Regions from separate parts of the Homo sapiens genome. Here region 1 is linked to region 2. A link is a contact called in ENCODE Hi-C or POLR2A ChIA-PET data. All regions are on one chromosome and are shown on one strand. The core of a region is the stretch at or near the end of the contact, and the rest is flanking DNA. Distances in the headings are between cores, read along the strand shown. Region 1 holds the start of COX7A1 (cytochrome c oxidase subunit 7A1). Region 2 holds the start of ALKBH6 (alkB homolog 6).

What was found. Hi-C counts contacts between places; a loop is a spot of excess contacts on that map. ChIA-PET counts read pairs that join two places held with the same protein, here RNA polymerase II (POLR2A). Pooled maps may share reads with other maps.
Region 1: a pooled map shows a loop between it and region 2 (2.8-fold over the local background). The contact joins the promoter of COX7A1 here to the promoter of ALKBH6 in region 2. A Hi-C loop is called at or near these places in 3 of 168 maps with a recorded cell type or tissue (B cell, CD8-positive, alpha-beta T cell and naive thymus-derived CD4-positive, alpha-beta T cell), 1 of 37 single-sample maps with no recorded cell type and 13 of 50 pooled maps. POLR2A ChIA-PET finds 5 or more read pairs at or near these places in 3 of 52 experiments (PC-9, activated CD8-positive, alpha-beta memory T cell and naive thymus-derived CD4-positive, alpha-beta T cell).

What each region holds. Positions count from the first base shown.
Region 1 is chr19:36,151,148-36,155,884 of GRCh38, forward strand. COX7A1 (cytochrome c oxidase subunit 7A1) reads right to left here and starts at 1,300. Exons shown (of 4, transcript NM_001864.4): 1 at 1,246-1,300; 2 at 522-608; 3 at 315-399. The coding sequence starts at 1,260. RefSeq lists an enhancer at 4,196-4,737.
Region 2 is chr19:36,012,193-36,017,320 of GRCh38, forward strand. It overlaps ALKBH6 (alkB homolog 6), which reads right to left and starts at 2,021. Exons shown (of 7, transcript NM_032878.5): 1 at 1,983-2,021; 2 at 1,152-1,230; 3 at 829-897. The coding sequence starts at 1,205. It overlaps CLIP3 (CAP-Gly domain containing linker protein 3), which reads right to left. Exons shown (of 14, transcript NM_015526.3): 13 at 4,715-4,787; 14 at 2,468-4,020. The coding sequence ends at 3,966. It overlaps LOC101927572 (a long non-coding RNA gene), which reads left to right and starts at 2,310. Exons shown (of 4, transcript NR_170988.1): 1 at 2,310-2,394; 2 at 4,620-4,768. RefSeq lists an enhancer at 2,411-2,510.

The DNA of each region.
Region 1 (4,737 bases), core at 50-2,549, 140 kb after region 2:
GGACTCCAGCTCCCTTCCCAGATTGGACTCCTATTGTAAAGCCCCCTGGCTTTGATCTAGACCGGGCTGGGAGCTTTCTCCCCGACTCCTCCCTGGGCCTCAGCCCCACCACTAACCCAGCCCCCGTCCTGGGACAAGAGCCCAAACCCTAGTTACTCCCCTCCCTGCAGGCCTGACTCCAGCTCAGTACTCGACCCCCTTCCTAAACGCCAACCCCCAACCCAGATCCTGGTCAGTCCTGCCCAGAAACCAGCCACCTCTTACTCTGGGTCCAGCCCCGCCTCCCCCGCAGCCCAGACGGGCCCTGCGCTCACCGCCCAGACACAGCGTCATTGTCACTCGGTACAGGATGTTGTCAACGATGCCGCCCTTCAGGTACAACGGGATGTCATTGTCCTCCTGGATGTGGGGGTGTCTGATGAGAAAGGGGTGCTGGCTGCTCCTTAGAGCGCGCCCCGCCTGCCCCGGCTCGGCGCGCTCCCGGCTGGCGCGTCGGATCCCCACCCCCCCCGACCCCCCACCTGGAAGAGCTTCTGTTTCTCGCGCACTCGGTTCTGAAAGCGGTTCCGGGCGGTGGAGCTGAAGGAGCGGATCAGCGCCTGGGACACCTGCGGGGTGGGAGGTGGGCGGGTATTGGAGGCACCTGGAGGGGTGTCCTGAAGTGGGACCCCGCTCTCTGAGGCCTGGACGTGGGGACAGCCCCATCCCTAGCGAGCGTCCCAAAGGCGAGGAGGGTAATAGCTTGGATTCTGTTACCCGCGAACTGCCAGCTGGGTTGGGAGGGGACTCGCCCTGGAGTCTGGCCTGGGGGTGACCGGGCTGCCTAGAGGGTCCTGGAAGGGAGAGGACCCAGAAGGACTTTGTTCTGGGGGGCCTAAGTCCTGAGATTTTTGTTGGGGGAGGGTTTCCTGGATTAAAGGGAGGAAACCAGGTCCCGGGAACGTGGGGACCGGAATGGAGGTCCCCGGGAGCGTCCAGGCTGCCTGAGAAGGCCCGGGTGAGGCCAGTGTTAAGGGTTCCCGAGATGTCAAGTTCAAACCCGGGGCTTTGGGCCGGGGTGGGGGTCCCCAGTTGTCTCCGAAGAGTGGATTGTGGGGGAAGGGACCCAGGCTGTTTAGCGGGGAGTCCCAGGCCCTGAAGGTGGCTCACGTTCCAAGGCCCTAGATGCGGGGGCACTTGGAGAGTCGCGTATTAGGGCGGGGTTTTCTGGGTGGGGGGCTCCGGCCCAGCCCATGGGGGCCTCACCCGAAGGGCCTGCATTCTGCCTTGTCCTCTTCCGCCGGAGTCACCTCCCTTCTCCGCCCAAGGACACGCGTAGTCCTCCTCTGTCCAGGAACCCCAGGCCCCACCCGCTGCGCGCAGCGTGACAGCTGGGGACGCGGCGGGGCTGGGGCTGGGGCTGGGGCTGGGTTGCGGGGAGTCCTGCTCCTCGGATTCGTCCACCACGGAGGAGGCGGTCCAGACCCGCACCCTGGGCCGCAGCGCGCATCCGTTTCGGTCTCGGAATTTCGCTTGGTCCCACCGGAGCCCAAAGCGGTACCAGGGAATACATTTTTGCAGATTTTTGGAGATTTCCGCCGGGGGCAAGTGCAACTCCTCCCCGGATCTCTCCCTGCCCGCTGGTATGTGAGAGTGAGGAAACGCATAAGGCCGTGTTCCAACTCCCTGTTCTGTCTACACAGCCAGAGATTGCACCTCCGAGCCTGTTTCCGTATCTGTAACGTGAGGGCTAAGGCAGGATCTTTCTCAGAGATTTGTTGAGACATTAAATGACCTTGTTTTTAGGAAACACAAGCTAAAGTCTTTGGGAGTAAAACGGTATTTTATGTTACCCTAAGAAACACATCATATCTATTTATAGCTCTCTAATTCTGGCAGTCAACGGGGTGCAGCACAGTTGTCCTAATGGTTTTAGCAACCAGGAAAGATCCTGGCCTAGTCTACAAGGTTTTCTTTTTCTTTTCTTTTTTTTCTTTTTTTTTTAGACAGGGTTTTGCTCTGTTGCACAGGCTGGAGTGCAGTGGTGCGGTCATAGCTCACTGCAGCCTCGACCTCCTGGGTTCAGCGATCCTCCTGCCTCAGCCTCCTGAGTGGCTGGGACTACAGGCGCCCACCACCATGCTCGAACTAATTTTCGTATTTTTTGTAGAGGCTGGGTTTCACCATGTTGCCCAGGCTGGTGTCGAACTCCTGAGCTCAAGAAATTTGCCGGCCTCATCGTGAGCCACGCACCCAGCCAGCAGACAATGTTTGTTTGTTTGTTTTTGAGGCAGTGTCTTGCTATGTTGCCCAGGGTGGTCTCCAACTCCTCCAAGTAATGTTCCTACCTCTATCACCCAAAGTGCTAGAATTAGAGGCATGAGCCACTATACCCAGCTTGTAAAAGGTTTTAACAATCTCTTTTATTTATTTATTTAATTTATATTTTTAGACAGAGTCTTGCTCTGTTGTACACGTTGGAGTGCAGTGGTGTGATCTCGGCTCACTGAAACCTTCTGCCTCCTGGGTTTAGGCAATTCTTGTACCTCAGCCTCCTGAGCAGCTGGGATTACAGGCACCCGCCACCACACCCAGCTCATTTTTGTATTTTTTAGTAGAGATGGGGTTACACCATGTTGGCCAGGCTGGTCTCAAGCTCCCAACCTCAGGTGATCCGCCCACTTTGGCCTTCCAAAGTGCTGGAATTACAGGCCTGAGCCACCGCTTCCAGCCACGGTCTCTTTTAAAGAGGGCTTTTATGATTATTAAATTCCCCTAACACTTTCAAACTATGCTTGTAAATTTAATGTTAGGTTTTTCCATTTAAGAGCCACAAGTAGGGCTGGGCGTGGTGGCTCACACCTGTAATCCCGGCACTTTGGGAGGCCAAGGCAGGTGGATCACTTGAGGCTGGGAGTTTGAGACCAGCCTGGTCAACATGACAAAACCCTGTCTCTACTAAAAATACTAAAATTAACCAGGTGTGGTCATGGGCGCCTACAATCCCAGCTGCTTGTGAGGCTGAGGCACAAAAATCGTTTGAACCCAAGAGGCACGGAGGCTGCAGTGAGCCAAGATTGCACCACTGCACTCCAGCTTGGGTGACAGAACGAGATTCTGTCTCAGAAAAAAAAAAAAAAAAAAGCTGACTTACCAGATAAACAGATGACTCTTTCTTCAATTCTTAAATAACTTTTATGAATAAAAAATTCATAAACTGTACATAAACAGATTTCAAGTAAGTCTTAGTCACCAGCTGAATTCCACATTTTACAATGGAATTACAAGATTGACCTGTTATTTGAATAGGCCAGTTTACCTTAAATATTACAAATTCTTAAAATACCAAGTATTCACAGATTCTCTAACACAAAGTTAATACCATGGGGGCCAGGCACTGTGGCTCACGCCAGTAATTCCAACACTTTGGGAGGCCGAGGTGGGTGGATCACCTGGGTCAGGAGTTCGAGACCAGCCTGGCCAGCATGGTGAAACCCCGTCTCTACTAAAAATACAAAAATTAGCCAGGCGTGGTGGTGGGTGCCTGTAATCCCAGATACTCCGGAGGCTGAGGCAGGAGAATCACTTGAACCTGGGAGGCGGAGGTTGCACTGAGCAGAGATTACGCCATTACACTCCAGCCCGGGCAAGAGAGCGAGACTCCATCTCAAAACAAAACAAAACAAACAAGTTAATACTATGGTTTTGACTGTCTTAATTTTCTTTTTTCTTTTTTGAGACGGAGTCTTGCTCAGTCACCCAGGCTGGAGTGCAGTGGCGCCATCTCGGCTCACTGCAAGCTCCGCCTCCCAGGTTCACGCCATTCTCCTGCCTCAGGCTCCCCAGTAGCTGGGACTACAGGCGCCCGCCACCACGTCCAGCTAAGTTTTTTTTTTGTATTTTTAGTAGAGACAGGGTTTCACCGTGTTAGCCAGGATGGTCTCAATCTCCTGACCTCGTGATCCACCCGCCTCGGCCTCCCAAAGTGCTGGGATTACAGGCGTGAGCCACCACGCCCAGCCTCTTTTTTTTCTATTTGAGATGAAGTCTCGCTCTGTCACCCAGGCTGGAGTGCAATGGCGCAATCTCTGCTCACTGCAGTCTCCGCCTCCCGGGTTCAAGTGATTCCCCTGCCTCAGCCTCCCAAGTAGCTGGGACTAGGTGCACGACACCACGCCTGGCTAATTTTTTGTATTTTAGTAGAGACGAGGTTTCACCATGTTGGCCAGGATGGTCACGAACTCCTGACCTCAGGTGATCCATCTGTCTCGGCCTCCCAAAGTGCTGGGATTACAGGCGTGACCCACTGTGCCTGTCCTGTTTTTCTTTCATTTTCTTTATTTGTTTATTTCATGCGCGTCCGTGTGAAGAGACCACCAAACAGGCTTTGTGTGAGCAACATGGCTGTTTATTTCACCTGGGTGCAGGCGGGCTGAGTCAGAAAAGAGAGTCAGCGAAGGGAGATAGGGATGGGGCCATTTTATAGGATTTGGGAAGGTAATGGAAAATTACTGTCAAAGGGGGTTGTGCTCTGGTGGGCAGGGGCGAAGGGGTCACAAAGTGCTCAGTGGGGGAGCTTCTGAGCCAGGAGAAGGAAATTCACAGGGTTAATCACTCAGTTAAGGTGGGGCAGGAACAAATCACAATGGTGGAATGTCATCAGTTAATGCGGGGCAGGGCCTTTTCACTTTTGTGATTCTTCAGTTACTTCAGGCCATCTGGGTGTATACGTGCAAGTCACAGGAGATGCGATGGCTT
Region 2 (5,128 bases), core at 771-3,270:
CTCTCTGAGGACAGTTTGAGTTCTGCAACCGACTTGTTCCTATTGCCTGGGGGAGGGAGTATGCAAAGCTGGGCTATCTCAGCACAGCAAAGAAAGTACTTTGAAAATCTTCCACTGCCAAGATCCTAATGATCTAGAATGGGCTATCTCAGTCCAACAAGTCTAGCTCTAGTTGATAATCTACTCATTCCCTTCATGGTTATGGAGCTGTACTGGGCTATTTCAGCCCAGGAATTCTATAATATGTAGATTTTTCAATGCCAAGAACGCAAAGGTCTGGAATGGGCTATCTCAGCAAAAAAGTCTGTGTTCTGTAGCTAATTTTTTCCTGGACTCAAGATCAGTGGGTTACTCCAACACAGGGAAGATCTGTGCTCTGTAACTTAGGCACTGGGGCTGCAAAGGGCAGGAACTCTGAGCTTTGAAAATTCTTCTTTCCCCAAACCTTAAGAACAGAATGCAGACTGGGCCATCTCAGCGTAGATGGTCTGTATTTGGTAACCTTATTGTGCTCTGGGTCTATGCTGGGCTATTTTAGCACAGGAAAGAGTTTACTGGGCTATCTCAGCACAGAAATCTGAATACAAAATTCTTTACTCCCCAGTCTCAATGATCTGAACTGGGCTATCTCAGCCTATGTTTATAACCCCCTATTCTCTAAGCTAGCAGGATTGGGCTATCTCAGTAGAGGGAGTATGAGCTCTGTAACTTCCTTGTTCCTTCTGTCGGGGTCTTCACTGCAGCCTTGGGGGCTCTCATACAGAGGATGGACATTGGGGAGGAATATGGGAAGAGTGGGAAAACAGACCAGTAGGGCACTGAGGTCACCTGTCGAAGCAAATACTCCTCCTCTTCTTTGGAGATGAAGTCAGGGACATAGTAGATTACAGGTGGTGCCTAGGATAGAAAGACCCCCTGAAGGTGTGGCCCTTCAACCCACACAGAGGACATATCATCACAGAGCAACCCCTATGCCTGGAGACAGGCTCAGGATGTCCTCAGACAGGTCAGGGTCTAAAGTCAAGGGACCAGTGCCATTCCAGAATGGACTCTGACAGTAAGAATGAATTTGGTGGAAGGGGGCAGTCCCAACCCAAGAACTCAGGAATCAGCCTGCCTCCTTCACCCTCTGCACCCTGAGTTCTGACAACCTGCTCCACTCTGAACGGTTCCAGGGCTGGGACTCTGGCGTCCTGCTCCTCCATCAACACCAACTCCTTGCACCCAATCCTGTAGGGAGGGGAGGACATACTGAAGTCACTAGGCCTCCCGCCCTAACACCATGATGCAGCATTCCACCCCATCACAGGCCAGGCCTCACCTCAGCCCTCTTCTGAAACGCACTTGGTCTCTAAAATCTGAGTCTTCAGCATCTTACAAGCCACACAGAGAGCCCCTACGTTCCATGCCCGGACACAATGAGCCCCAAGAATAATCCCCCATTACTCTGTCCACTAAGGGCCCATCCAACTACACATATGCCTTCTCAATCCTCCCACAGAGAACATTCTCTGGCCCCACACACAGGGAGCCTTTCTCAAAAGCTCTACACATAGCCCCCAGGGCTGCACTCCAGAGCCCCTTTAAACACCTTGAGACCCCGCTTCAGACCTGCAACTGTGAGCCCGGCTATCAACACTCAGCGACCCCCGCCCCCCACCGAATCCCATTCTGTGCACTCCTGTGACCCCAATCTGAGCCTCCTCAGACATGTCCACCCTCAGCCTCCTCGGATCCCCCCATTTGGACGCCCCTCGGATTTCCCCTCCTGAGCGCCCCTTCACTCCAGCACCCTGAGATCTTTAGCTCTGAGGCTGACTCCCAAATCTTCTTCCCTCCCTGAACCATTCAGATCCCCGACTCCGAGCCTTTTAGGACTCCAAGCTCTGAGCCTCCTCGGACTCCTACTCTGGGCTCCCCCGGATCCCCACTTTCAGCCCTATTGACATCCATCTCTACCCCCAGCACTCCCCAAAACTGACCGTCCACCAGCGTCCCCTCCAATTTCCAAATTCAACATCCCCATCCCCCTCCCAGCCATTTCCGCCCCACATTACAGACGCAGAGTCCGCAGGCCAATGGGAGCTCCCAGAGGCTTCAAGGGCCCGCCTTCCACCCAATCGGCGCTCTCACTCAGTATTCGCCCGCCCCCTTCATGCTCGCCTAAGGATAGGCCGCGCCTCCTGGCCTCTGAGCCATTGGCAGGAGGGCGTGGGCGGGGCATCGTCGTCTGGCACTGGCCACTCAGAACTTAGGAACTGAACCTGGCCATTGGCGGAGTGGACCCCGATGGGTGGGACGGGGGCGGCAGCCGTGACAGCCGCGGGAAGACATGAGAGGCTGCTAGAAGGACTTCCCGCGGCCAGCGCCATCACCTGCCCACGCCGCAGGGAGGTGAGACTGAAGGAAGCACTTCCTTTCCCGTCTTCTCCCAGCAAGGGAAACCCCCAATGACCCGACACAGAGAGGCCATAGAAACGTCTTTATTGAAGAGGACAGGAGTCATGCTGAGTTTGGGGACATGCAGTGAAGGGGCAGTCGTGAGCTGTCCTTGGTGGTCGGGGCCCCAGGTCCGCCCTGGACCCCCTGGGCCTTCAGGTTCTCCCTCGAGCTGTTGGTCTGGCCCAGGTGCTGTGGGGTCCTTTGAGGCCAGTGACTAGAACGTAGATTGAAATCGGGGTTCCAGGATTTGAGATCCCCTCAGGGCCTTGGGGCCTTCCATTTATTAGAGATGGAGGCTTTAGGATTTGGGGTTCCCTTAGGGCTGGGGCTCTTGGAATTTGGTGTCTTGAAACCCATGGACTCGGGGCATTGAAATTCTCCAGTTTCCAGGGATGGGAATTCCTGTGTGGGGTTTCCTGGTGCCTGTGAATAGGGCTTGAGGTGTCTGGGAGCCTGGAATGCATATCCTGACTGCAGTCTCCTCCATACCAGGCACAAGGACCTCATGATTGGGTTTCCTGGGGACTTGGGATTGGATTTTCAAATTTGGGATTCCCTGGGGATTTGGGATTCCATGATTTGGGGGTCCTAGGAGTTACGGCATTGGGGTCTTCTAGGGGCTGTAGGACTTGAGGGCACAGGGGAGTTTGGGACGTGTGTACTCTAGGGTTTGGGATCCCCAGAGTCCTAGAATGGGGCCTCCAAATTTTGGGGTCCCCCAAAGGGGGAAGTCGTTACTTAAAAAATAGAGAATTTTCTGGGAGTCTGGCCAGCACAGGAGCTGTGGGCCATGTGGGGTGGGCTTCATACAAGGCACTGGGGGTTTCTTGAGGGTGCAGAGGGTAGGAAGACTTGGGGGGTCCTGTAATTAGCACTTCCAGGACTGTTTTGGTGTCTGTAAATTAGGGGTGACAGTGGGCTGGTTATGGTGGGTTTCTTCTTGAGGGATAAGAACAAGGGTCTTTGTTAATGAAGGAAGTCTCTGATTGAGGGGTTGGAATCTAAGGGCTTCAGGGTGACCATGGGGTCACGACATCTTGAGAGGACTGATGTTAAATGGGGAACAATGACATGAATGTCTGTTACTCTTTTGCTTTGGGGGTGTGACCTATGTTTATTTCAAGAGGACTTAAGGGGCAGTGTTTGTTAATGGGGAGGTTTCTGATCCAGGGTTGGGTGATTCAAGAATGTTCTGTTGTAATGCATTATGTGGAGAGGGTCACCATCATTTGGGGTGATATGGAAATCTGTTAATCTGGGAATCTGCTCTGAGGGGTTGGGGATAGGGACTAGCCTGAAGGTGCTACTCAGGGAATCTCTTTCTGGGTGACATGGGGTCTGTATTTGGGGGTTATTATGGGAGTATCTGTTAATAATGGGGCCTCAATGATCGAGGGCTGGCTAACAGGGGTCTCTACTCTGGATGTGTTACTGGGAATCTCTATCTCAGGGTGACTCAGGGCTCCTCGGGTGTCAGGAGATGCTAGTGGGGACTCTGTCTCTTTGTCAGGTGTCCAGGGCCTCTAAGACTGCATCTCCGCCCTCAGCATCCAGGGGAACCAGCAGCAGAACAGCAACCTGGAAAGGAGGATGACAGGGTCACGCCCTTAGGCAGGCAGCGGGGACATCTGCACCCATCACCCCCAGCCTTTCCCCCAGTGTTTGCTATCAGGCCTTTCTGGATTCTGCCTCTACCTCTCTGGCTGTGGTTTGTTTGTTTGTTTGTTTTCTGAGATGGAGTCTCACTCTGTCACCCAGGCTGGAGTGCCATGGCACGATCTCGGCTCACTGCAACCTCTGCCTCCCAGGTTCAAGCAATTCTCCTGTCTCAGCCTCCCGAGTAGCTGGGACTACAGGTGTATGCCATTGTGTCCGGCTAACTTTTGTGTTTTTGGTAGAGACGGGGTTTCACCATGTTGGCCAGGCTGGTCTTGAACTCCTGACCTCAGGTGATCCGCCTGCCTTGGCCTCCCAAAGTGCTGGGATTAAAGGCATGAGCCACCCCGCCCGGTCTCTAGCTGTTGTTCTGAGGCTCGTATGGAGTGAAGGGTGTTCTGCTTCCTTTACCGGCCCACCCGAAAGTGGAATTCACTAGAATTCAGTGCGGGGCCCTACACCCTAAAGACTGTTTCTGGGTATGCTTACAAGTCACAAGTTTTCCTAACCTCTCTTTCCAGCCCTGACCAGAGCTCCAGACCTCTGGGTCCAACTGCCTTATGGATCCCTCTCCCTGAATGTCACATAGGAGAGGGGACAGGGGTTGGCCACACACCTGGAAATGGAGTTCTCTGATGCAATGTCCTTTGGGGTCCGGACTGTGGTGAAGGTGCGTTTGGGCTGCGTCACTGAAGAGGAGGGCAGGATGTCAAGTGAGGGGATGACAGACCACCTGTGTCCTCAATACCCATCCAGACCCCTTCTCATTAATACCTCCCCATGTCTCCAGTCCCCACCTGGATCCTACATTCCCAATACCCATCTGGGCCTCTTGTCCATAATTCCCACCATGTCCCCCAGTGACTATCCCTGTCCCCAGTATCTGCTCAACCTCATGTCCCCGAAGAGCCTTGTTGCTAATTTCCTCATATCCTCTAGCACCTATCTTTTTGTGGACCTTGTCTCATCATTTTCCTGGACCCTGTGTCCCCAATTAAATACCAGAGACTGTCACCAGTATATACCTGAG